Regions from separate parts of the Mus musculus genome. Here region 1 is linked to region 2. The links are chromatin loops, found by intact Hi-C in ENCODE. Cell type or tissue: heart. All regions are shown on one strand. Links, peaks and the distances in the headings refer to the core of each region. The heading gives the core; the rest is flanking DNA. Region 1 has its middle 19 kb from the start of Gm4319. Region 2 overlaps Abca12 (ATP-binding cassette, sub-family A (ABC1), member 12).

Evidence for each region. Hi-C counts contacts between places; a loop is a spot of excess contacts. Peaks named below come from ENCODE experiments on the same cell type or tissue, not always from the same donor. Only the 100,000 strongest peaks of a DNase experiment are listed, where the experiment ranks them.
Region 1: it touches region 2 in a loop (7-fold over the local background); 10 of 42 quality-filtered maps call a loop at or near these places.

Annotation. Positions count from the first base shown.
Region 1 is chr1:72,135,764-72,148,763 of GRCm38, reverse strand. No RefSeq gene overlaps it. Among named protein-coding and RNA genes, the nearest start is that of Gm4319, 19 kb to the right of the region's middle. In heart, for the core only: a CTCF peak has its summit at 6,702 (motif pointing right); no DNase peak of the experiment used is centred there; H3K4me3 peaks cover 297 bases; H3K27ac peaks cover 305 bases.
Region 2 is chr1:71,282,611-71,295,610 of GRCm38, reverse strand. It overlaps Abca12 (ATP-binding cassette, sub-family A (ABC1), member 12), which reads left to right. Exons shown (of 53, transcript NM_175210.3): 24 at 555-884; 25 at 1,941-2,010; 26 at 2,096-2,230; 27 at 3,042-3,197; 28 at 4,093-4,279; 29 at 6,855-7,073; 30 at 8,956-9,152; 31 at 9,873-10,033; 32 at 11,430-11,666; 33 at 12,659-12,809. Among named protein-coding and RNA genes, the nearest start is that of Gm39659, 38 kb to the left of the region's middle. In heart, for the core only: a CTCF peak has its summit at 5,902 (motif pointing left); no DNase peak of the experiment used is centred there.

The DNA of each region.
Region 1 (13,000 bases), core at 1,727-9,726, 850 kb before region 2:
CATATGGGTGCTGGAGATCCAAACTTGCCTTGTGTTGGTACAGTAAGCATTTTATCAAAGTAGACCAACAACCCAATCCCTTAGTTTTTGGTTCTCACTACATAGCTCCAGCTCACTTTAAACTTGCTGCGTAGTTCAAGATGTCTATGAATGCTCCCTCCTCCTGCCTCAGCCTCCTGAATGCTGGGTGCAGGCTATTATGCCTGGTTCAACAAAAATATTAAGCAAGCAAACAACAAATCCATCTCTAACACTATAAACTGTATTGAAAATGTTTATAGCAATTTTGGAGGTTTCAGTTTTTCTTTATGGGGAGATTTGAAGTTTGTATATACATTTTTTTTTATCCTAACTGCAAAATTTTGGTCGAGGGCTTTGAACTCAAATGTTCATATGAGCCTGTGCACAGGGATGGTGTATCCAAAGCAGGTTAATGGGAGCAGTTTTGTGATGTATACAATCTTTCATTTGTCAGCTGTTCTATTTTTGTTTTCTTGAGTAGAGTCCAGTAATTCTCCGCAGAATGATACCCGGGACTCAGATAGTATGTAAATGCAAAGAGTGTTTTATTCTGCAGAAGTCCAGCATGCTGGGGTCTCCCATTACCAAGAATAGAGAGACCACAAAGTGAGTTTGCAGGCCTGATTTAAAGCACATTAGGGAATTCTGGGGTAGGTGTCTGCTGTTAACCTGTCGGGGCTGGAAACTGGCTGAGGAAGTCTGGAAACTGCTGCTGACCCATTGTCCTTGCCTCGGGGCAGCTTCTGAGGCCTGACTTGCCTGCTATTGCCCAGTTCATGGGAACTGAGATTTAGGCCTACTCTCCTTAACTGCCAGTTTAAAGCCTGTCATGGAATTAGCCTTGTCTTCTCAGTTTGTATAAGTTTTTCTCAGTTTTAAAAAGTTGACTGGGGTCGGAGAGACAGCTCAGCTACGTAAGAGCACCTGTTAATCTTGCAAAGGATCTGAGCCCCGTTCTTGGAGCCTCTGTCTCGTAGTTCACAACTGCCTATAACCTCAGTTGCAGGTGATCCAACATTCTCTTCTGGCCATAGTGACCACCGCCTGCACTCCTGTGCACAAACCTAGCCACACATATGCACATAATTAAAAACAACCAAAGAAAAATGTAAAGAAGTATTGACCAATACGTTAAAAATTAAAAATAGAAACATCATACAAAGATCTTTCTATAAAATAGCAGCTTTGTGCAATTTTCCAGGCTATAGTGATTTTGTTACTAAGGAGAATCTGAGAACATCATTTTTTACAAAATAATAAGTTCAATTGAGTAGGCATAGAAAATTTAATCACCCTTCATCTATTTCTAGACATTTAGAGGCTGTTCCTAATTTTCTCTACAGTGAGGATCTTCACACCTATGTCCATGCTTTTAAGGGGTTCTAGAGTCAGAGGGCATAAATATTTAAACCATTCTTTGCATACATGGTAATTAGTCTCACAAAGACTTATTTGTGCTGTCACCTAGCAGTGATGTATGAGATTTAGTTTCCCACTTTCTTGTTAACTGGAAACATAGAATATGTAAAATAGTAAAAAAAAAAAATTGGGTAGTTTCTTCCTGGTTTTATTTGCATTTCTGTCTCTTAGTTGGGTTGAACCTTACCCCATATGCTTGTTTACTGCCTTGATTTCTTCAGTGATTTCTCTTTGTTTCCTTTATCTCTTGTCCATGGGGTAAAGCCTTTGGATTGAGATTCTAACAGTGTCAATCGAGGCAGCAGCCAGGTATAAATAAACATCAACACCTGTTCCTTGTTTACAACATCTGCTTTATGGGGCCTTTGTTTTCCCTCTTGATTGTCAGCTTTTATCCACTGTCTCACACGAGCAGCATTCATAACAGAGGCAAAATGAACCCAGAGACAGCTTTCAATGGCCTTTGGTGTTGGCTGAGTCACTTTAACTCAGGTTGTGATAAAAATCCTCAAGGACCGATGCTACCAGAGAACATAGAGGAATCTACCCAGCTCACAGCTTTCCTGCACCTTAAAAGAAATTAGGAGGGAAAATGGGTAAGTAAGAATAGATTCATTTTCTATTTGACTGAAACAGTGGTTCTCAACCTTCCTAATGCTGTGGATGTAGTTCCTCATGTGTGATGAGCCCCCCAACCATAAAGATATTTTTGTTGCTATTCATAACTGCAATTTTGCTATTGTTATGAATCATAATGTAAATATCTGTGTTCTCTAATGGTCTTAGGCAACCCCTGTGAAAGGGTTTAGCCCCCAATGGGGTCTCACAGGCTGAGATCCACTGGGCTAAATCATTGTTTAAGGAGTGTGATAGCTGAATGGAGGTGTGTGAGTGAGTCTCCAGCCATGATAGTTACATTAGGCTGTTTTACATTAACATTTTATGACTAGTTAATTAATGAATTTTTACTTATAAACTTCTTTGAGTTTAAAAGTCTATATCTTAATAGTTTACTCCAAGATAATTCTGGATTTTGAGATTCCACAGTAAGGATTCTAGAGCCCAGATGGATACTCAAAATTAACCTGCTCAGGGACTAGGTGACTTCCTAGAATTCTGGGAATTGTAGTTCATGGAAAATAATGGCTCATAGAAAAATACAGTGGCCTATAGCTTTGCCCTTATAAACAAACTCCTGCAACATGGCCATTCTCAGCTGGGGAATTCAAGGGAATGGTCCTGACTAAAGTCCATCTCTTGGTCAGGATTTAGTATTTAATAAACTTGCTTCAAATTTAGCCCAAATGGAAAAATCAATTAGCCCAAATGAAAAAAACCTGGAAAAATCAATTTAAGGACAAGTGGCTTTGTTTTGCTTAGGAGTTGAGACTCTAGTCCATTTTGGTGGGGAAGTATGGTGGCAGGAGGGTGAAGTGGCTGGTGGCTGGGCATGCTATATCTGCAGCCAGGAGGCAAAAGAGAGATGGTTGCCGGCTCTCAGCCCACTCTCTCAGTTTTTTCCTTGGTCTGAGATCCAAGACCCTTGGATAATGTAGCCCACACTCAGTAGGTCCTCTCTCTCCAGTTAATTCCCCATAGGTATGCCCACAGGTATTACTTGTAGGGGTTCTGAATCCAGTAAGGTTGACAGTCAGGATTAGTCCATGTGTTGTGTATTCCACACTACTCACTTTGCCTAATGTGGACCCAGTCCAGAGATTACTTCTTCAAACTCAAATAGCTAACGAATAACTGCGACATATTTTATCTCAAGTTCTTTTCCCTTCATCATAGTGTCTTCTCCTGATGGCACAAGCATGTCTTTGCTACATTGTATAATTTGAACCCAATATGTTATACTTCAAGTCATGAATAAGTATATTTCTACTATATTTATGTCAGAAATATGTTACAGGAGCTTTTAGAAGAAGTTGTTTCTTTTCTTTTCTTTCTTTCTTTTTTTTTTTAGATTTATTTTATTTATTATATGTAAGTACAGACACCAGAAGAGGGAGTCAGGTCTTGTTACAGATGGCTGTGAGCTACCATGTGGTTGCTGGAATTTGAACTCATGACCTCCAAAAGAGTTGTCAGTGCTCTTAACTGCTGAGCCATCTCTCCAGCCCCCTAGAAGGAGTTTAAAGGTGGAGGTGTGGACATCCACAGTGAGTTGTGAAGGAACTGGAGAAATTTTGTTTAGAGACTGCTTTTGAAACTTTACAGCAATTTCCAAGCTGACCTGTCTTGATAAATTTAGTTTAACACATAAAAAACAAGGTTGGAAGACACTTAACTTTAACTCTGAAGTGTCACAGAAATTGCTCACCCCCTTGAGCCTTCTGTTGATCTTGATCAAAAATCAGAGGCCAAGGATGCAGTGTTGTGGTCCACAAGTCGCTCCACAAACCACGCAAACACCAATCTCAGTCAGACAAGGATAGTTTATGGAATGCACGCCCTAAGACTGATCAGATGAGAATTATCTGAGCTACAACAACAAACACTTCTCAGGGCAGGCTTATAAAGGAAAACCCCACAAAAACCATAGGTTTTTCCAAAGGTTTCCTACACAGGGGCAGGAAGTGTCCAGTCATCAGCGCCGACACAAGACATTTTGGCTAGCTAGACCGCAGAGTTATAACTGACCTTTATTCTGATTGGCTCTGTGGCTGTGGAATTTCTTAAGATTAACAAACCTCAGAACATACAGAACATAACAGGGGATACGGTCAGCATGACCTATCCTGAGTCAGTTATTTTTCTGTGGCAATGACTGGCAGGCATATTACAGCAACAAGGTGAAATAGCTGGCAGGCATGGAACAAAATGGCTACAGCTCTGCTGGGGTGGGGGTGGGCACAGACCTCAACACAGAGAAGGGTGTAGCAGAATGGCAGAGTGCAGAGTCTCTCAGCTGCATCCCGGGGGTCTCAAGTGAGCAGAGCTGTAACAAGATGGGGAATTTGCATAACTTTTGTGACTGATTTCTTCAACTGTCAAGAGGAGGAAGGTAGTCTGAAGGGAGTATTGCAAGAAATATGTAGTATATGAGGCATATATGTGTGCATGCACACACACACACATATATGTGTGTGTGTGTATATATATATATATATATATATATATATATATATATATATATATATATCAGTGATTATCAATGCCTGCACACATAGGCAAATACATACACACACCTACAAACAAGCACACACATGCAATCACACGAACACACACACACACACACACACACACACACACACACACACACACACACACGAAGGCTGCCTAGAGTTCAGATAAACCACAATGTTTCAGCTATGAAGAGTAGCTTCTAGACTATTTTCATAATCCCGGCAAGTTAGTTTTAAATGCTGGGTTTGGGGGTCAGGTAGTTTTAGGTTTCTGGTGATACTCAATATAAGAAAACATGAATGAATGAATGAATAAATGAATGAATGAATGGTTATAGAGAAAATTGCATTACACCATGCTTTAGGACTATGTCACAGGTGAAGCTGAAAGGCAAAAGGTTAGAGGGTTGGTTCTTGGTTCTCCCTGAGAACTAGACTGGCACCGTCAGTAGGTGAGGAGTCCTCGGGAGGAGCCAGGAAGGTCTGTGGTCTCTCAGAAGAGTGGCAAAGCTTGTTTCTGTTTTTAAAAGTAACTCTATTTGGCCAGGCATGGTGGCACAGGTGTTTAATTCCAACACATGAGAGGCAGGGGCAAGAGGATCTCTGTGAGTTTGAGGCCAGCCTGGTCTACATAGTGAGTTCTAGGACAATGAGGGTTATGTAGAGAGACCTTGTCGTAAACAAACAAACATCAAAAACAAAACAAAAACCCTTGCTTATTTGGTCTGTGTGTGTGTCTCTACATGTCACAACATGCACGTGGAGGTCAGAGGACAACCTATGAGAATCTTGTTCTTCTGCCATGTGGGTCCTGGGGATTGTGCTAAGGCTCGATGGAAGTGAGCACGTTTACAACTGGATCCTCTCTCTGGCCCCGAGGACATTTCTTAAAGGATCCAATGAATACTCACTGAGAGGTGGTTCTTTCAGCAAATAGGCGGGTATTCCAGGGCAGCACCTTTGTGCCTGTCCACGAGAAGATTGTCTTCTCATGGAAAACCACTGCTGCTCTGTCTGCCGTGTGTAGCCTTTTGGGTTAACTAAGCTATGTCTTTACTGCAGTGCTGTGTATCCCTTGTCCAGTGCCCTTCTCTTGATTGTCACCGAAAGAAGTCAGATCCAAATTTAAAATGTTTACCCCCGGAGGTCCTAGAAACCCCAGAGGTTCAGAAAACAGGGAGGTGGGCTGGGTGTGACCCGAGGAGAGTAAGGGGAGGAAGATGAGCGATAGATAGAAGGGGAGATGAGCAGAAATGAGGAAAAGGTGTTTGGGTGCGTGTGTGTGTGTGTGTGTGTGTGTGTGTGTGAGTGAGTGTGTGTGTGTGTGTGTGTGTGTGTGCATGTGTGTGTGTGTGTGTGTGTGTGGCTTGGAAGGCCTAGTAACTGGGTGCCTAGTGTTCTATGCTAGAGTTCCTTCAATAGCACAGTTACACCTTATTAATGTTATCTATTTGAACATTATCATTGCAAATAATATTTCACTCCTCCCCTCCCCAAATCATTGGAAAAGACTAGGGGTAGATACCTCAGTACAAGAGTGTCTAGCATATACTAGGCTCTAGGTTGAATTCCAAGTACCACAAGTAGTCGAAGACATCTCTGCTCTAAAAATCATTGGCACACACTCCATTTATAGCTTTAATAGGTAGTTAGATAGTTTTCAGTTTAAGTAGTTCCCTGCAGAATTCACTATTCACCAGAGAGTTAAGAGTAGTGGGAAAAGATTGAAAGCAAATCCAGAATTTTTTTTTTTTTTAAAATGGACACCATCTAAATTTTACCATGTAAAAAACATCGTTAGCAAACAAACAAACCTACAAACCCACAGAGAACCTCTCTCCTCCAGGGACCCTTAGGCACTCAGTGTAGCCCTTAGGAAGAGGGGCTGAGGGGGTTCTCACCCCCCCACCCCTACACCACCCCCTCTTGCACCGAGGTTGTGTGATTCCAGGTCTCTCCGGAGCAATCTGTGCCTTTATCTGCGAACATCTGTAGAAACAACAGCATAAGGGCTTAAGTGAACACGCATGGGAATCTCAGGCAGTTGACAAATGAAGCTGATTTGCATTTTACAATAAACAACGGATCCTCCTTGCACGCGGAAGAGCAGTGCAGGATTCTGATTGAGCACTAGGTGTCGCTGTTGACCCATTCTGTTGTCTGGCAAGTCCGCCTTTGTCCTTAACACTACCAGAACAGTTAATTTCCCTTTCTTTTCTCTCCTTCCCTTCTTTTTTCTTCTCGCCCCTTTCCACCTTTCTTCCATTTTCTACTTCTATTGTAATCCTTCTTTAAAATTTATTTTTAATATATGATTTTATTTTGAGGTTATAACATAATCACATATTTCCTCTCAACACCCATATGTACTTTTGTTCTCTCTCAAATTTACAGCTTATTTAAAAAATTATGGTTGGGCTGGCAAGATGGCTCAGCGGGTAAGAGAACTGATTGCTCTTCCGAAGGTCCTGAGTTCAAATCCCAGCAACCACATGGTGGCTCACAACCACCTGTAATGAGATCTGACGCCCTCTTCTGGTGTGTCTGAAGACAGTCACAGTGTACTTATTTATAGTAAATAAATCTTTGGGCTAGAGCAGGCAGGGACTGAGCAATCAGAGTTGACCAGAGTGAGCAGAGGTCCTAAATTCAATTCCAAACAACCACAGGAAGGCTCACAACCATCCGTACAGCTACAGTGTGCTCATATACATAAAATAGATAAAATAAATCTTAAAAAATTTTAAAAAATTATTGTTATATATGTATATTTTGTATGTATATATTTCTAACTATGTAAATATAAAGTGCTAAGTTTGTATAATGTTTTTATTATAATGTTAATATATATATATATATATATACACACACACACACATATATATATAATTGTATACACACACACACCCACCATTTCAAGGCTGGCCACTTGGTTTTGTATAACCAGTCACAGAGCTCTTCCCTAGGTAGGTTACTTCTCACACTCTCATTATTCCTTAATTGCTTACAGGTTGGAGCCTCGTGAGACTTCCTCCTTCCTGGTTAGCAGGCCTATTGCCCTCATCCTTGTTCAAGTCTTGCTTAGGCAGCCATGACTATGAGACCCCATGGGTCTAGTTTCTCTGACATTTCTGAGAGACACAATCTCACAGCAAACTTCCTGTTTGCTCTGGCTTTGACAATCTTTCCTTTCTCTTCCATGGCGATCCCGGAGGCTAAGGCGGAGGGGTTGTGCTGTAGTTGAATCTGATGGGACTGGACACGACATGATCTCTTGATGAGCTGTGGTTTCCTCTAACAGTCTCCATCTGTTTCAAGAAGTTCCGTGGAGGAGGAGTGAGGATGCATTTACTCATGGGTGTAAGGACACCTGTTTAGAATGTAGTTAGAGACTGTGCTAGTAAAAGAGGTTTAATAAAGAGGTGGTTGCAGGTTCTCCTCCAAGATCCATGGTTTCACTAATCTGGGTAGTTGGCTTGGTTCCCAGTAGCAGACCTGGCTTCCCTCTTGTTGAGCCGGCTTGAAGTCCAATTAGAGAGCTGTTAGTTACTATCAATTTATTCGAGCCACCACTGTACCCTTAGGGCTATCGTGCCTTGCTGGGCATTGTTGTGGTTCACGGGCTTCATGGCTGGGGAGGACTACTGGTTGCTTCCATCCTTTGGAAGCTTGAATGGCACCTCCTGGTATCATAAAAGCTAGTCCTGGAGGGTGGGGGGTGGGGGCTGGGGGGAGCATTCAGGTCAGTTCCAGCTCAGGGGCCTCTGGGCCCAGTGTCACCTTCCACCTCTGGGAACCAGCCAAGGGCAACGGCAATAGCCCGCTATGTTTTGGGAATCTCTTGGATGCCCTTGACCAGCAACTTGAAAAGGAGAGTCTCATGTCTGGTGTTGGAGTCTTGTTAGATAGCCTATAGATTTTGTGGGGAATATTGTTAAACCCAGATGGGAAATTTTCATTTAAACTGTTCATGTCTATACAGACTTACATTATTTTATATAATTTTAGGTAGATAAATAATAATATGATTTCTTCTGACTTTGTTTCAGGCATCCTTACTGTTGTTATTATAATTTTACTTATTCTTGAAAATTTCACACATTTATGTATATAATGAAATATGATAATATCCACTTCCCTGCTCCCATCCTCTCCTTCAGACTCCTTCCCCAAGGACAAGGTTTTAAAAGCTTGAGTTAATACACACATTTTTATTTTTCTCCATTGACTTAGTTTAAAATTTTGTGATACATTTTAAAGGTTATCTCTTCTGGGGACCATTTATCAATTGACATCAAGAAGAAAGATGAAAGGTGGAGAGGTTTTCCTGAGGGTGATTTGGAATCAGAAGTTTATAATTATGAAGACTTCCAGGCCTCCAAGTTTCTGCTAATGAAAGAAAAAATAAACCAAGTTCCTCTGGGCTTGTTTGTCTAGTTCTTTTCTTTTCTTAAAAGATTTATTTCATTTTAACCTGTGTTTGTATCTGTGTCTATGTGCATATGTGTGCAGGTGCCCTCAGAATCCAGAAGAGGGTTTCAGGTCCCCAGCAGCTGGAGTTACAGGAGTGACCAGCCAGATGAGAGTGCTGGGAACTGAACTCAGGTCCTCTGGAAGAGCAGCAAGCACTTTTAGCTGCTTGCCGTGGAACTCACTCTGTAGACCAGGCTGGCCCCGTAATCAGAGATTTGCCTGTCTTTGCCTCCTGAGTGCTGGGATTAAAGATGTGAACTACCATGGCTGGCTTAATCTTACAATTTTAACTTTTTTTTTTGAGTCTCACTCTGTAGATCTGGACCTTGTTAAGTAGCCTAAATTGGTCTCAAACTTGAGGCAATCCTCCTGCCTCTGCCTTCCCATTGCCGAGGTTGCATCAGTTACCACACTTATAGCTGTCTCTTTTCTTTTAGTTTGTTTGAGACATGGTTCTCTATGTAGCCTTGGCTGTCCTTGAACTTGCTATATAGACCAGGCTGTCCTTGAACTCATAGAGATCCACTTGCTTCTGCTTCCTGAGTGCTGGGATTAGAGGCATGTACCACCATACCTGGCCTTTGGCAAACTTTTAACATGGAGGCTAAAGACCAGTCAGGGGGACTTGATATTCACACTCGTGGCTTGTAGAAAGTGCTGAATTATATACAGTTTTCTACTTGTTGCTTCCCTAGGGAGGTTTTACCATCTCTGTCTCCTAGGTAATAAACTCGAGGATCAAGATTATCCAGCTGCCTGGTTTATACCGCCAGTTACACGGTCTGACTTGAACATTTTTTTCCAAGTATGTTTTTACAGCGTGAGTCTCTGTGAGCTTGATTTCTGCTAGGTCTGTGTGCATAGCTGGAACCTGCATTTCTTTTGAAGACAAGCCCCATGTTTACATTTTAAAAGCTTTTGAAAAATATCTGCAGGAATCTTCCAGAATGTAAACAAGTTGTAAGGTTTAGTGGTAGCCGGGTTTAGCATAGCTGTGTGTATTGTACATGTATATATGTCCAGACACTTTAGTCTACAAAGGAGTTCCAAAAATCACAAGAATGTATGTGAGATCACTTGGAAGCTATAAGCTGTCACACAGCAGATGTCGTAAATGGCAGAGGTGATACAAGGCACTCTCTAGCTTGTCTCTCAGCCTGGCAATAGTTCTGTAGGAATTTCCACAGAAGGGCCGACAGCGTATCACCATGACAGAGTGTTTGCTTGGCATGTGTGAAGCCTTAACTTCAGATTTCCCTGGACATTTTACTGTGTTTACAGAACCTAAATATTTTAGAACCAAAATGATACTGATCTTCCTTTGTTGTTAGTTGCTGTGGATCTTCCAAACTGTTCCTGGCTCATTAGGTTCCTCCTGTCACAGTTACTTACACCCCCACCACCTAGGCCATGGGCACCCATCAAAGATCAGCCTCCCTCCTCACAGGGTGTAGTCTGAAATGGCAGCTTAGAAAACCTGTCAGGTCCCTCTAGTTCTTAATTATTGTTATTAATATTATTATTTTAAATAAGAAATTATTTCCTTATTTTTATTTTTCTCTGTGTATCATTGGTATATCCGTGTAAGGGTATCTCATCTCTTGTAACTCATTTGGAGTTATAGACGGTTGTGAGCTGCAATATTGGTGCTGGAAATTGAATCTGGATCCTCTGCAAGAGCAGCCAGTGCTCTTACCTGCTGAGCCATCTCTCCAGCCTCTTTGTGTCTTTAGAACATCTATGGCATCCCCAAACCCTAATTGTCTATTTCCTGATGTACATTTAGTAGACACATGAATAACCTTTTCCCAAGGATGGGCCAAAGTAACTGATTTTACAAAGCTCTGTATTACAAAGCTCTCTATAAAAATAAAACTTTTGGAAGGATATTCCTGGATTGACAGCTTGAGTCCTGACTTGGGAAGAGTGACTCAAGGACCCCTGCGTTTAGTCTTACAGAACCGTCCAACTTTTGTACAGGGAACTGCACCCAGGAGAATGTCTCTTTCTTTCATGCATATTGTTTGCAGACAAAGCAGAACACATTTATACTCGTCTCTCTGGAACGTTCTGCAAAGGGCTCCCCAAGATGTTGGAATCAAAATAAGATAGCAAGAGACTGGAGAGACGGCTCTGTGACTAAGAGTGAATATTCTCCTTTTCCCTCGCTCCTGTTCCAGGAAACCGCATCTTCTTCTGGATTCCACGGCTGCCTATACTCGTGACATACCCATGCACAAGCATATATACATCATTTAAAAATTAGTAAAAATAAATCTGTTCTTAACGAAAAAAAAAAAAAAGACCCTGTGTGGGAAATGTCTTGTCTGGGTCCTCTGCAAGAGCAGCAAGTGCTCTTAACTGCAGAGCCATCTCTCCAGCCTATAATATACATTATATCCTAGAATATACATTAGGTGCTATATAGCATACTACTGATAAAATGTTTGTTTTCTAGGCTATTGTCACTGTGTTAGTTTAGTAGACACACACTAGGGTCTTTCTTGGGTTCACTTGTTTCTTCCAGGATTATGACTCTTCTATCAGAGAAATTTTTAACAGCTTAGAAGTCATTCTAGTCTCCTGTAGGCCACTTCTGTAACTTATCTAAAAATACAGAAAGGTCTGTGAACTTTCATTAAAAGTAAATGCCCATAGTTGGTGTTTGAAAAGAAAAAAAAAAAAAACCTTAATTTCTAAGGACAAGAATAGAATAGGTAGCAAGGTACCTCAGAGAGAAATGCAGGTGTACCGTAAAGTGGAAGGGGTGGGTGCCTTTGTGTGGCATAGGTGGGGGCGTCTCTGAGAGAGGGTATGTGAGACCTGAAGGACCAGCTGCCTTGTGAAGAGATGAAGAGCTGCAGCTGCCTCTGAGGGGACAGGAAGGACAGAGGATTTGGAAGAACTGAGGGACAAAGGGGAGAAAAGTTGTGTGTGCTACAGTTGTCACCGGTCATATGTTTTGTGCCCTTGGCTGCCAGGGCCTGGAAGGGCTGGGATAGAGACCCAGTGGCAGCCCGGGGAGGTTTCAGAGGTTTTTCTCCAGGTAAAACTAGATCCTTGATTTTAGAACGAGCCATTGTGAAGTGGAGTTGGAGCTTATTAGAAGGGAGATGTTCAACATGGTTAGTGGTGGGGTTGATTAGAGAAAGAGGAAACCCAGGAAGTACTGTCTAAGATCTACCTACACCTGGGTAGGGCTTCTCAGAGGAGGATCGCGTTTCATCGTCTTGTTTCCAGTAGCCATTAGGGGGATACCGATGAGTTCTGAGGTTAAGCTCTTCAAAGAGTTGTGAAGGAATTTAAATGAGAGATCAGGAGGTAGTTCCTGGTTTGTGCAGACAGGATTACAGTTAATAAGATAAAACTCCACATCGCAGAGATGTGGGAGGCTTGGGTGTCTTTGCGGCACCCGAAAGTTAATCGGCTTTGTGAGGGTTTTAGAAGGGAAGGAACAAGGGCATCGTTGAAGGTCAATAGGCTTAGCTTGTAAGCACGCTCCATTGCCAGTTTAATACTCTTATTCAACAATATCTCTACACAAGAGGGATGTTGTCTTTATGGAGGCAATCTTCACAGCAAATATTAATTGTGCTTCAATTCTTGACTCGCGGTTGTCGAGAGATGTCAAGCAGAATCCAGAGTGAGGGGTGCCCTGCCTGTCCCGTGTCCTAGAATTTCCCCGTCTCCCTGTCCTTTCAAGGCCTTGGTAAGGGTTGATGTATTGTACCATGTTTCTGTGGGCCTTTGATGGGTGGGTTCTAGGGACAGCCGGAGCTGGTTTTCATGACCAGGCAAAACCTGCAATTTATAGATGGTAAGAATGGAAGCAAGTTAGGGTAGGTGTTTTAGACCAGGGGAGGGCAGCAAGAATTAGGCAAAGGGCAATGGGGCTATGAGACTGGATTAGTTTTTTGTTTTTATTTTTGTTTTTGACAGTCTTGTTCAGTCCAGGC
Region 2 (13,000 bases), core at 2,241-10,240:
GTGTATATGTTTTTGTGTGTGTGTGTGTGTGTGTGTGTGTGTGTGTGTGTGTGTGTTTTGCTAGGGATTGAACTCGGGACCTCTGCACCTAAACAAGTACTCAATACTGATTTATTTATTTCCTGGGAAAAAGAGAGACAGGGAGAGAGACAGAGAAACAGAAAGACACCAAGCAGGCACACATTGTGAAGGTCAGAAGATAACTTTCAAGAGTTGGTTATCCTTATCATCTTCTAAGATCTGGTATGGAATCCAGGTCAAGCAAGTGCCTCTGTCTGATGAGCGACCTCACTGATCCTAGAAATGTATGTTTTTATGAGTAAGAGGGTCTTCTCTAACAAAATCATTGTCTGTGTTGGGATGCCACTCTGAGTGCATAAAATCCAAGAGGAGGCTGATACAAAAAGTCTTAGCAATCAAAGAGAATTCACACAAGGTATTCAAATGCATAGCTCCATTTAAGAGGAGACTCTTAGACATTTTGTCACGATGCAGAAGTAATCGTTACTTGGGTATCAGCCGAAGAAACATCTAACTCTTCCTTCCTCTTCCAGTACATGAAGATGATGGGTGTCAACTCCTGCAGCCATTTCTTTGCCTGGCTTATAGAGAGTATTGGGTTCTTGCTGGTCACCATTGCAATCCTCATCGTTATCCTCAAGTTTGGCAATATTCTTCCCAAGACAAACGGCTTCATTTTGTTCCTGTACTTCTCAGACTACAGCTTCTCAGTGATTGCCATGAGCTATCTCATCAGTGTCTTCTTCAACAACACCAACATTGCAGCTCTGATTGGAAGCCTCATCTATGTCATCGCCTTTTTCCCATTTATTGTTCTGGTTACAGTTGAGGATGAGCTGAGCTACGTTATTAAAGTATTCATGGTAAGTCAACCGGCTGGAGTGCACCCTTGTGTGACATAAATACTTTCCTCCCTTAGTTCACGAATACCCTCAAGTTGAAAGTTCATTTATACAATTAAAATATAATGTAATAGCAAAATATACTTAACTCTTCTAATGGTTTTTCTAATTGCTCTCTACTCCGAAAGGAAACATCCCCCTCCCACACCACACAGCCTCTAGAACCATTAGTGATGCTGTTAGGCTCTGGTTCAGTTAAACATATTACCTGCCATGTTTTTAGAGCTCAAAAAGAATTCTGACTTCTCTGGTTCGAATCCTCAAACATCTCAGAAATTCTTGCGTAAGAACCAGTCTCATGTATAAAAAAGCCAGCATCATTTTTATGAGGAGCACATAGTCAGTTGGAATAGTGATGGAGGCATTGATAGCCTATACTCAAATGTGAATTCTCTTCTGCTTTTTCCTACCTCAGAAGTACTAAATTGAGAACTAAGATGACTGAATTTAATCTTCAGAAAGCAGATCGTTTCCTGTCATATTAAGGCTTTTCTGTTCATGGACATAGATCTTGATGAATAACCTTTATTCAACACTGACTGCTCTAGGTTTAAACAAAACTTAAATTTATAATTGGTAGTGATTATCAATATTCAACCAATAAATATTTTAGTATATTCTCATTTAAGACTGTATCACCTGAAATAAATTTCAGAACACTTTCAGGTCCTGATATCATTTAATTTGAATCTTCACACTCTATTACTCTGTAATTTCCTACCTTATAAATTTCTGAGCAACATTTAATAAGCTTAGGCATATATTTTGGATTGTTAAAAGGCATGCTCCAAGTATTTCCTCTTTCTCTCTCTCTCTTTCTGTCTCTGTCTCTGCCCTCCTCTCTCTCTGTCTCTCTGTCTCTCTCTCATTGTAGTATTTTTAGCAAGGGACTTAAGTATTTTAAAATAGACTTAGAGAGTGAGCTCTGTCTTTCCTATATGTCTAACGGGTTGAGCATTTTGAGGCCTTCCAGGTGAGATGTGCTGGAACAATCACCACTGTTCATTTTCTTCTCAGAGCCTGCTGTCCCCGACAGCATTCAGCTATGCAAGCCAATATATTGCACGGTATGAAGAACAAGGCGTTGGTACGTTCAATTTCTTTAAAATAGGGTTTTATCTCTAAGTGTGATGTGTGCCAAGGAAGAGTAAACACCTGTGTTCAATTTCTAGGTCTTCAGTGGGAAAATATGTACAAATCCCCTGTTCAGGATGACACCACCTCATTTGGCTGGCTGTGCTGTCTAATCCTAGCAGACTCCTTCATTTATTTCTTTATTGCTTGGTACGTCAGGAATGTTTTCCCAGGTAGGAACCTGCACACATGCTTCTTGTGGTTGTCATTGCTGTAAGTCAGCTAATACACATGCACTAGTAGTTGGCTGGCCAGACTAATCTGTGGAATGGTATAATAATATAAATAACCTGAATTAACCAAATTGTTCAGGTTAAATTTGTCGCTGTGTCTCTTGTCTCACTGTCCTTTTAAAAACAAGTAAATTCAAAATTGTGGGATAGTATCAGGTCCAATCAGTCTTTGCAAATAGAAGCAAAACCTGTGTCTCTTAATGTTATGGATAATGAAATGCATCCTACGACATAGACTGGCCTCTGTCTTTGGATCTCAAGCAGTTATCCTTTCTAACACGTTTAGGTGTTTTCCCACTAAGTGTTATTGATATGTGTGCATTTTCAGTGCACGGGTGAATAAGTTCTATGCTTTCATTTGCACAAAATGTTTATTTAAAAAGTGACTGTCTTGAGACAAAGCATATCAGTGCTGGTGTGGGCCTTGGGGTAGGACCCAACGAATATGGAAAGGAACCCTGTGAGAAAGCTGTGGAGATACAGAAGTAGTTTAACACTAGACCATGGTGGTGATGCTTGCTTTTGTAAATGAACAAAAATTATTCAACTGCACTCTTTAAAATGGGCCAATTTATAACTGTAGTGCACTGACATGGCTTTATCAAAGAGATGATCTTTTTGGCATTAGTTTGTAAACTGAACTTACCCTTTGAAGTTATTTAGTATTACACAAAATGAAGTCATTTTCTGAACCATTCAGGGTTTCATTGTTTAGTTAGTAATCACTCTTTTTCATGTATTCTCATTACAGGGACATATGGAATGGCAGCTCCATGGTATTTTCCCATCCTTCCTTCCTATTGGAAAGAGCGCTTTGGATGCGCAGAGGTGAAGCATGAGAAAAGCAATGGCTTAATGTTTACTAATATCATGATGCAGAACACCAACCCTTCTGCCAGTAAGACAAGTAGGTCAATAGCATGTACTATTATAACAGAAATTATACTAAAATTACATAACTAGTGGGTTTAGGTACATTTTTCTAAATGAAATTATTATCGTCCCTTTAGTCATGGGTGAGTATGTCTACACATATGTGTTTACATCCTTACAGGGACTGAATTGTGCCTTCTTCTGGGCTCATTAGCTCAGTTGGTTAGCATATGCTGCCAATTAAGCCAAAACTGTACATCCCTTTGTGGTCCAGTTAGACTCACGCAGAGAAAAATGTTGTTCCTTGCCCACAGTCCGCATCCCTTACTCTGGCCATCTGCTGCCAGTCATGGGAGTAACCAAGAAACAAAAATGGGTAATGTAGCATAACTCACAGCTGGTGTGAGAAAAAGAGTGCCTTGCTGGTGACCTGGGGTGATGCTATTGTCTCTATAAAGACCCCCTGTGCAAGTGGTGTTGTGGTGATGCCTGAAAGGAAAATTATCTGCATTCTGTAAGCCATAGACCCGAGAAAACTGTGCTACTGTAAAACCACAACTTGGAAACATTTATTTCATAAATTGATAATATCCTTCCCAATCAGAGAACAAACCTTCTGGGTTATCTTTTGAATATTTAAGATCTGCTGGGGAGGGGAAAAAAGAGACTTTAAAATTATGATACTGCATTCGGGAACTGCTCGTTCCAACAGAGAAGGCTGATACAATAAACCCTAGAGAATGTGGTTTTGTAGTCCTGCTCATTGTGTAAGCAGGTCAGAAGGAAGCTAGAGAATGTAATAAATCAGTTGCTTCTGAACTCTTTAAACTTAAAGATCACATTTATATAATCTCCAGTTTTTTAAGGAAAGTCTAACACAGCTCTATTAATTCCTTAAGAGCTTACAACTCTTCTCTTGGTCACTCTAGGTCCTGACTGTGCATTTCCCTCCAACATTGAACCTGAACCTAAAGATCTCCAAGTTGGAGTTGCCCTTCATGGGGTCACAAAGATCTATGGCTCAAAAACAGCTGTTGAGAACCTCAATCTGAACTTCTACGAAGGGCACATTACATCACTGTTGGGGCCAAACGGAGCTGGCAAAACCACAACAATGTATGTTATTTTTCAACTAAATGTCAAAGAAGGATATTATTAATGAACAATAGCTTTTTAAAGAATAAGGACTTAAACAAAGAAGAAAGCAGAGCTATTATGACCTATGGTTCATATGGTTCAGCTTGCCCAGGAATGAAATGAAATCTATCCCAGCGATTCCACACTGAGCTCTAAGTCCATCTTAGGCCAGCACGGGAGAGGTTTATTTGCTGCATTTAGTTCTGGCTTCGCCTATGTGCCTTAAAATGTTTAATTCAGTATAGTTTTGAGATAATAGTAAGTATACTTGGCATGTCTTAGATCAGTGGCTCTCCATATTCCTAATGCTATGACCTTTTTATACATTTCTTTATGTTGTAGTGACTCCCCCCACACCATAAAATTATTTCATTGCTACTTCATAACTGTAATCTTGGTACTGTTATGAATCGTAATATAAATATTACATATGCAGGATATCTGGTATGCATCCCCCAAAGGGGTCGAGACCCACAGGTTGAGAATCACTGTCGAGCACAGCGCACTCTGCAGCACAGAGGTGCATGTCGAGACAGGAGCTGTTGGTAGGGTTCGCTAGTACCATTCTGTTCAAACCACACGTGCTCTCTGGCTCATCCCTGGTCTTGGATCTGTACTGCTACATTGGTTAGTATGTCCATCTTTATTTGTATTTCTACCCAGGCCAGGGATGAGTCTGAGTTTGCTCACCCTAGCCTGAACACAGAGCACCCTCTGTCCTGCCACAGGAAGCATTCGCCTTGATTCATGGAGAAACAAAGAACCCCCAGCATCATATAGTCAAGGTCCAAAGCAGCACATGAGCTGTTCTGTCTCTCAACTGACTGTCCTGTGTCAAGATAAAGGGAGGATTGGGATGCCAGGATTCTTAGGTTATTTCACAGTTTGAATGTTTGCTTTGATGTGGAGCCTCCAGGGTTCTGCCAGTGCATATTTGCCATCAGTGTTAAGATGCTGTTAGACTCAAGCCCTTAAGGACATGTCTCACTTTGTCCGCATTCTGTTTTTAATCATCTTGAGTAGGCTCAGTGACTGCTCAAATGCTGGCACCAATATATTTTTCTAAATACCTAGAGACAAATGAAGGTCGTGATAAGAGTAAACATGCAGCCACTTATTTGTACAACCCATTAAAAGCCAGGGTTGGCGCTCTAGAACGGAACACTTATAAAGTACATTTTTCAATAGGAAATAAGAGGCCAGGGGAGAAAAGAGAGAGCGAAGGTGTTTGATGAGGTTACAACTTCAGCTGAGAATGCCCTATTTTATTGGCCTATATATATAAACCTTTAAATATCAAGAAGAAACGTGTTATTTGTATTTTAATGGATGGTATGAGGAAATTACACACTATCTTGATTCATTATTTAGGACTATGAGAGACTGGTGAGAAATCTGGTCCTTCTCTAGACCTTCTGTGGATTATGTTCTAATGGGGAGGAGATGGTTTCTAAATAACTTCCAATTGATTAATCACTTGAAAGGTGTTGAGAGTTTTCTAGGTCAAAATATTTTGGCCATTATACAGAGAATGGCTCTGTGGAGACCAAAAGAGGTAGGAGGATCAGGAAGCAGGTGTGCGGTGATGTGATGGCTGCTGCCCCCTGGTGGTAGCACATGTTGATGGTACGACCAAGAGACAAAGATGCAAACATGACTTCTGAAATACGGTTTTGTCTCCAAAATAGCTAGACTAGAGGCACACGCCATTATGCCTGGCTCAATATTGTTTTTAAATGTATTTGGTGCATTAAAGTTGCATTTTAATTTTTGAACTCCATTTCGAAAAGAAAAAAAAATATTTTGAAGACTTTCGAAAGAAAGAAAGAAACAAAGGAAGAGGGAGGGAGGGAGGAAGGAAGAAAGGAAGGTAGGAGGGGAGAAAGAAAGAAAGAAAGAAAGAAAGAAAGAAAGAAAGAAGGGAAGGGAAGGTAAGGGAAGGGAAGGGAAGGGGGAAGGAAGGAAGAAAGAAAGAAAGAAAGAGAGAGAGAGAGAGAGAGAGAGAGAGAGAGAGAGAAGGAAATATAGTTTTGTGCAAACAGTATATTAATTTATCAGCAAATGATAGAGGCAAAAGCGTTTAGTACCATGGGCAGACCATACTTAGTTTGAGGACCTCGTAAGGCGTCTTATGAAGGTGAAGCATTGTCTGTTGGATTCACAGCACACATCTGGGTGTAAGTGATAGCATCTAGTCCGGAGACATAAATTGGAGATTTGCCAGTATATAAATAGGATTCCAAGGAAACACAGTAACTCTCAAGGAGAGAGTGTCCCTTCAACTGGAAAGGCCCCTCAGCTTTAACACCATTACCACCACCACCACCACCACCACCATGTAGTATTCACACAACAGCGAAAACAACTGAAAGCTTAAAAGTCAGTCCCATTTCTTTCATTTCTTCTTAATGTGTTTTTCTTTCACAGCTTGACTTCGTTTGAGGAGAGGCATTGCAAACCCCCTCTCCTTTGGTCAGCATATGAGTTACGCTTAGTCTTGCTGTCTAGCTTGAGTGATTGGTCCATATCTAATTTCTCACATCCTCATTTCCAGCTCCATGCTGACTGGGCTGTTTGGTGCCACAGCGGGTACCATTTTTGTATACGGAAAAGATATCAAGACAGACCTGAATACTGTTCGGAAAAACATGGGGGTCTGCATGCAACATGACGTCTTGTTCAGTTACCTAACCACCAAGGAACACCTTCTCCTGTATGGCTCCATCAAAGTTCCTCACTGGACCAAAACACAGCTCCATGAGGAGGTTAAAAGGTGAGTTAGTCCAGAAATAAGAACACAACTGGCTAAGCTCTTCCAAGGACATATACCATGTTGGGCAAGTTCTGGTAGCAATAATGATGGGAAGCATTTTGCTTTGCTTCCTACCTCTCTGATAACATACACATTTAGCATTATTATCCTCTCCAGACAGTCATACACGCACTGTTCAACTCTGCCCTGGTGCCTTGTATGTTGACCCAGATCTTTTGTTTTCACTTCTGCCTGGGCACGACATCTCATAGCCTCTTAAATGGACTTCCTGCTACTGCTCTCCCCAGTCATGGATTCTTATCAGCGAGTTGTCAGAGTGAGCTTTGTCAATGGCAAATCAGACCATGTCATTCCTGCCACCACTTGAGTGGCTTTTGCCACACTTAGTATGACATCCCATAATGTCATTAGCAAGGCCTACCAGACCACACAAAACATGCCCTCCATCCCACATCTGACTACATTGTTTCCCATTCTCTATTTACTCTGGTCTGGGAATATAAGCTACTCATACACTTGATTATTCACAACTGATTTCTGCCACAAGTCCTTTTGTTTGTTTTTCTTAACTTACCATATGTTTCCTGAGAGCCATTTGGACACTCCTGGCCAAATGAACACTTTCCAGTCATTGCTCATCTGACTTTTTAGTTTATTAATTGTGTGCTGATTACCACTTGTTATATTATAAATATTCTTGAGATTATGCTTATCATAGGAATTTCTTCACCCTCTGCACACATGTGCAAACAATCTCTTTATGAAAAAGATATCTTTCTATTCGTTGCTCTTTTCTATGACATAATCTGATACAAAAGTACAATGTTCTAACTATCTGTCAAACAAGTGGACTATATACTCTCTTGTGGTTTTTCTTTTCTTTTTTTTTAATTAGGTATTTTCTTTATTTACATTTCAAATGTTATCCCCTTTCCTAGTTTCACCTCCGAAAATCCCCTAACCTCTCTTCCCTCCCCCTGCTCCCCAACCCACCCACTCCTGCTTCCTGGCATTCCCCTATACTGGGCCATAGAACCTTCACAGGACCAAGGGCCTCTCCTCCCATTGATGACCGACTAGGCCATCCTTTGCTACATATGTAGCTAGAGCCACGAGTCCCTCTATGTGTTTTCTTTGATGGGTGGTTCAGTCCCAGGGAGCTCTGGGGTTACTGGTTAGTTCATATTGCTGTTAGTAATTGTTAGTTCACTCAGGATGATGCCCTCCAGGTCCATCCATTTGCCTAGGAATTTCAAAAATTCATTCTTTTTAATAGCTGAGTAGTACTTCATTGTGTAGATGTACCACATTTTCTGTATCCATTCCTCTGTTGAGGGGCATCTGGGTTCTTTCCAGCTTCTGTCTATTATAAATAAGGCTGCTATGAACATAGTGGAGCATGTGTCCTTCTTACCGGTTGGGACATCTTCTGGATATATGCCCAGGAGAGGTATTGCTGGATCCTCCGGTAGTACTATGTTCAATTTTCTGAGGAACCGCCAGACTGATTTCCAGAGTGGTTGTACAAGCTTGCAATCCCACCAACAATGGAGGAGTGTTCCCCTTTCTCCACATCCTCGCCAGCATCTGCTGTCACCTGAATTTTTTATCTTAGCCATTCAGACTGGTGTGAGGTGGAATCTCAGGGTTGTTTTGATTTGCATTTCCCTGATGATTAAGGATGTTGAACATTTTTTCAGGTGCTTCTCTGCCATTCGGTAATTGTTAGTTCATATTGTTGTAGTAATTATTTTTGTGACAATAATTAGATGACAAATGACAATAAACCGTATCATGTTTTCGGGAACTGTATTGCACCTCACTGAAGACGTATCCACTGATTGTGAACACAATAGCACCATTCACTATTTTTTTCTTGAAGGACTTTAAAAGACACTGGACTGTATAGTCATCGCCATAAGAGAGTTGGAACGTTGTCGGGAGGAATGAAGAGGAAGTTGTCCATATCCATAGCTCTCATCGGTGGCTCCAGGGTAGTGATTTTGGATGAACCATCCACGGGCGTTGACCCATGTTCTCGCCGAAGCATATGGGATGTCATATCCAAGAACAAAACTGGTATGAATCATTTTCCTAACTCTTCCATGGCACAGTCATAACTCGACCCTCAGGGCTCCCCAAATTCAAGTTGAAGCTTTTCTGTATATAACACCTTCTAAATATCTGAGGTGAGATCATTTTTTTCCTAAGATTTCTCAGTGAAATTTCTGGGTCAATTAGTTAATACATATCCAGGACTCACTGTGAGTTAAATTTATCGAGCCTTATTGAGAGCCTACAGGAGTCTGCCTAGAGAAGCATGGAATCTAATTAGAGATACCAAACGTACACAAATAAAAATAAACCAAAAACACACCAAATAAGTGCTAACAGGATGTGAAGCAGAGAAGTAATCAGACTGGAGTGGATTAATCAGAGAGGAATATTCAAAAGTCTTTTAAATTACCATTTTTATAGTGAAGGAAGGAGAGAGAGCACACTGAGACCACAGAGGTAAAACTCTGACAAGTGAGAAGTAGCTGATGCCCACAGAAAATGAAGGACATTAGCTATGAAGCTTGATAAGTGCCCGTGTGCTGCTAAATTACATATAAGACCCCCTCCTATATATTTAATAGCAGTCTTCTGAATTTCCCTTTGATCGCTATGGAGGTTCACGCACCTCAATTAACGCTACCCTTGTCCCAGAAACCCCAGGATTTGCTCTTGTTAATTCCAGACTGTGGGAGCCTCGGATTCTTATTTTCATTCTCTATTGTTCTTGATTGTATTTTCAAGCAAGAACAATCATTCTGTCCACACACCACTTGGATGAGGCCGAAGTGCTGAGTGACCGCATCGCCTTCCTGGAACAGGGTGGGCTCCGGTGCTGTGGATCTCCATTTTACCTCAAGGAAGCTTTTGGGGATGGTTACCACCTCACACTCACCAAGAAGAAGGTTTGTATGAGAAAGCGCACTGTATCATGGCGGTAATGACGTAAACATTTCTATAAAGTGAAGACAGATTCTCTCCAGCTCAACTCATTGCTAAGATTCACCAGTATGCAATCTTATGTGCTTCTTAAATCTCAGAAAGTGTGTTGTTTGAAAACCTCAGATTTCTGCTCCCTTCCGAGAGCATCTGATGTCTCCTAAATGTACTAAGCTGCTGGTAATTTCCCACAGTGTAGGCACTGTACAAAATGACGTCCTTCTAAAGGACAGACAGAGGGAGTTTGTCCTTCCTAGCTAGTGATGGGATGCTGTGGCCATCTCCCCAACCCCATGTTGCCACTGTGTCTGGCTGGATCTAGAGTAGGTCTTATGCACACTGTCCCTACCACTGTGTGTCCAGATGTGCAGCTGCCCTGTTGTGTCCAGAGAACAGTTTTCTTGGAGTTATCCACTACCACTGACTCTTAAGATCTTTCTGCTCCTTCTTCCTTGAAATTTCCTGAGCGGTCTCATGGTAGGTATGATATATATATTACACTTATGACTGAAATACTTCATAGTCTCTTATTATCTGCACATTGATCAAGTGATGGTACCTGTATTAATTATCATCTGCTTCTTAGGCGAGACTTGTGACATGCACTGCTCTATGGGGATAGCAAGAAGACATTGGGACTCATTTTAATAAAGTTGTCTTCCTTAATAAGCTGTCTATTTCTACCCTATTGGTTAACTGAAAAGGCATGGCTTTTTCTCCATTCCCCTCCTAGTGACTGTTGGGATTTTCATCTAATTTTACTATATTTTCTTTTAAACCCTAGCAAAATTATCCTTGAGCTTCAAAAACAAAATAACCACAATTTATCATTACATTTGGAAATTCATATATTAGAGGATATTGTGCTGACTGATGTACCCAATCATTATTCTAGGCACTGGGGCTGCATCAGCAAATTCGTAATATAAACTCCATGTTCTGGCTGCATGAACTTTGGGCTTGATGAAATGTGAAATTTCAGATGTTGTGCTCAATGTGTAAATTATTTAACACACTATCAATTAGTCAATGATAAATTACATAGAATATTTATTTCTATAAATGTAGACAGAAATAAAGCAGGAGTGGGAAGTGTCAGTTAAGCTGTGGGCTGGCGCTGGTGAGAGAATGGGGTGTGTTGGCTGCCTGGGTACAGAGACCTTGAGGGGCACATGCGCCACAGCATGGCATATGTGCCATAGCCACAGAGACTCAAAACTGCCGCCGCATTAAAGCATGAGAGAAGAAGGTGGGTGGTGGTGGGAGAATACAGTTGGGAGGAGTGTGGGACATGGAATGGCTGGAGGGATGGCATGTGGTCTGACTCAGGAGAGCTTGCATAACTTTCCCTTTTGTCCACAGAGTCCAAACCTAGACACAAATGCAATCTGTGACACAGTGGCAGTGACAGCAATGATCCAGTCGCACCTTCCTGAAGCCTACCTCAAAGAGGATATTGGGGGAGAGCTTGTATATGTGCTCCCTCCATTCAGCACGAAAGTCTCAGGAGCTTACCTGTCCCTCCTGAGAGCACTGGACAAGGGCATGGGTAAACTCAACATCGGCTGCTATGGCATTTCAGACACCACTGTTGAAGAGGTAGGTGGACATCTCTTTACTGCTTGTCCCATTTACCCATCTATCTATCTATCTATCTATCTATCTATCTATCTATCTATCATCTATCTATCTATCTATCTATCTATCTATCTATCTATCTATCTATCATCTGTCTATCCATCCATCTATGTATCTACCTATCTATTGATTGATTGAGTCATTCATTCTTTATTTCTTTATTTAATTATTTTTTGAATTTAGAGTGCTGGAAATGGACACCAGCACTGTGTACATAGGGAAGTGCCATGCCTCTAGACTTTGTCCCTCTCACACTCCTGTGTATGTCCATGTTTATGTATGTGTGGAGGTGGAGGTGGATGTAGGCGTTCACACACACTTTTGTCCACATGTCTGAAGTAGTCATGGAACAACACCTAGAGTCATTTCTTCAGAGCTGTCCACTTTGCTTTTGGAAACAATGTTGCTCATTGGCCTGGACTGAAGCTTAGACTGGTTGGCCAATGAGCACCAAGGATCTGCCTATGCTCACCTTCCCAGTACCAAAGTTACAAGTGCATACTATGAATCCAACTTTTGTATGTGGCATCTAGGAACGGGCCTCCAGTCACATGATACCATACTGGGTGAGCGCTCTCCTTATTCCAACTCTCCCCCACCTCTACTTTATGTATTGCTGCTCATATGACTTTTTTTACCCTTAGAAAAATAAGTGCAGGTGTTTTTCTAATTAAAGCTAAATATTTTTAAGTAAATAGGTCACAGAATCACCAAAGCTTGAAATTCTCAGTACCATTCTAACAGAAGATTGATTTCTGAGAAGAAAATATTTTTTTCAACACTTGTCATCCAAAACATAAGAATGGCCATCTTTTATACATAAAAAATATTCTCTTAATATCGGTTGGAAATAGTTGTCCTAATAAGTGAGATAACAACTCAAAATCAAAACCGAGGTCCTTAAGAGATATGTATCTTTTATGGTAATGAATTAATCTGGCCTCTCTTTCTAGGTCTTCCTGAACTTGACAAAAGATTCGCAAAAAAGTAGTAATATGAGTCTGGAGCACTTAACACAGAGGAAAGTTGGGAACCCCAGTGCCAACGGGACCTCCACTCCTGACGACCTGTCTGTGAGCAGCAGCAACTTCACCGACAGAGACGGTACACACCCAGTGTGCAGGGTTTGCTTAATTTTCTGGAGACAACATAATTGGGGGAAATAGACGTGCAGATTTTTAGTCCTTTTGTGGAATTCAACTTTAACGCTTGTCTTTAAATGAGCAATCCCAATACACACAAGAATTCTTCAACACACAGAATATTCATTACAGAAGATCAAATTCTCATTTTCC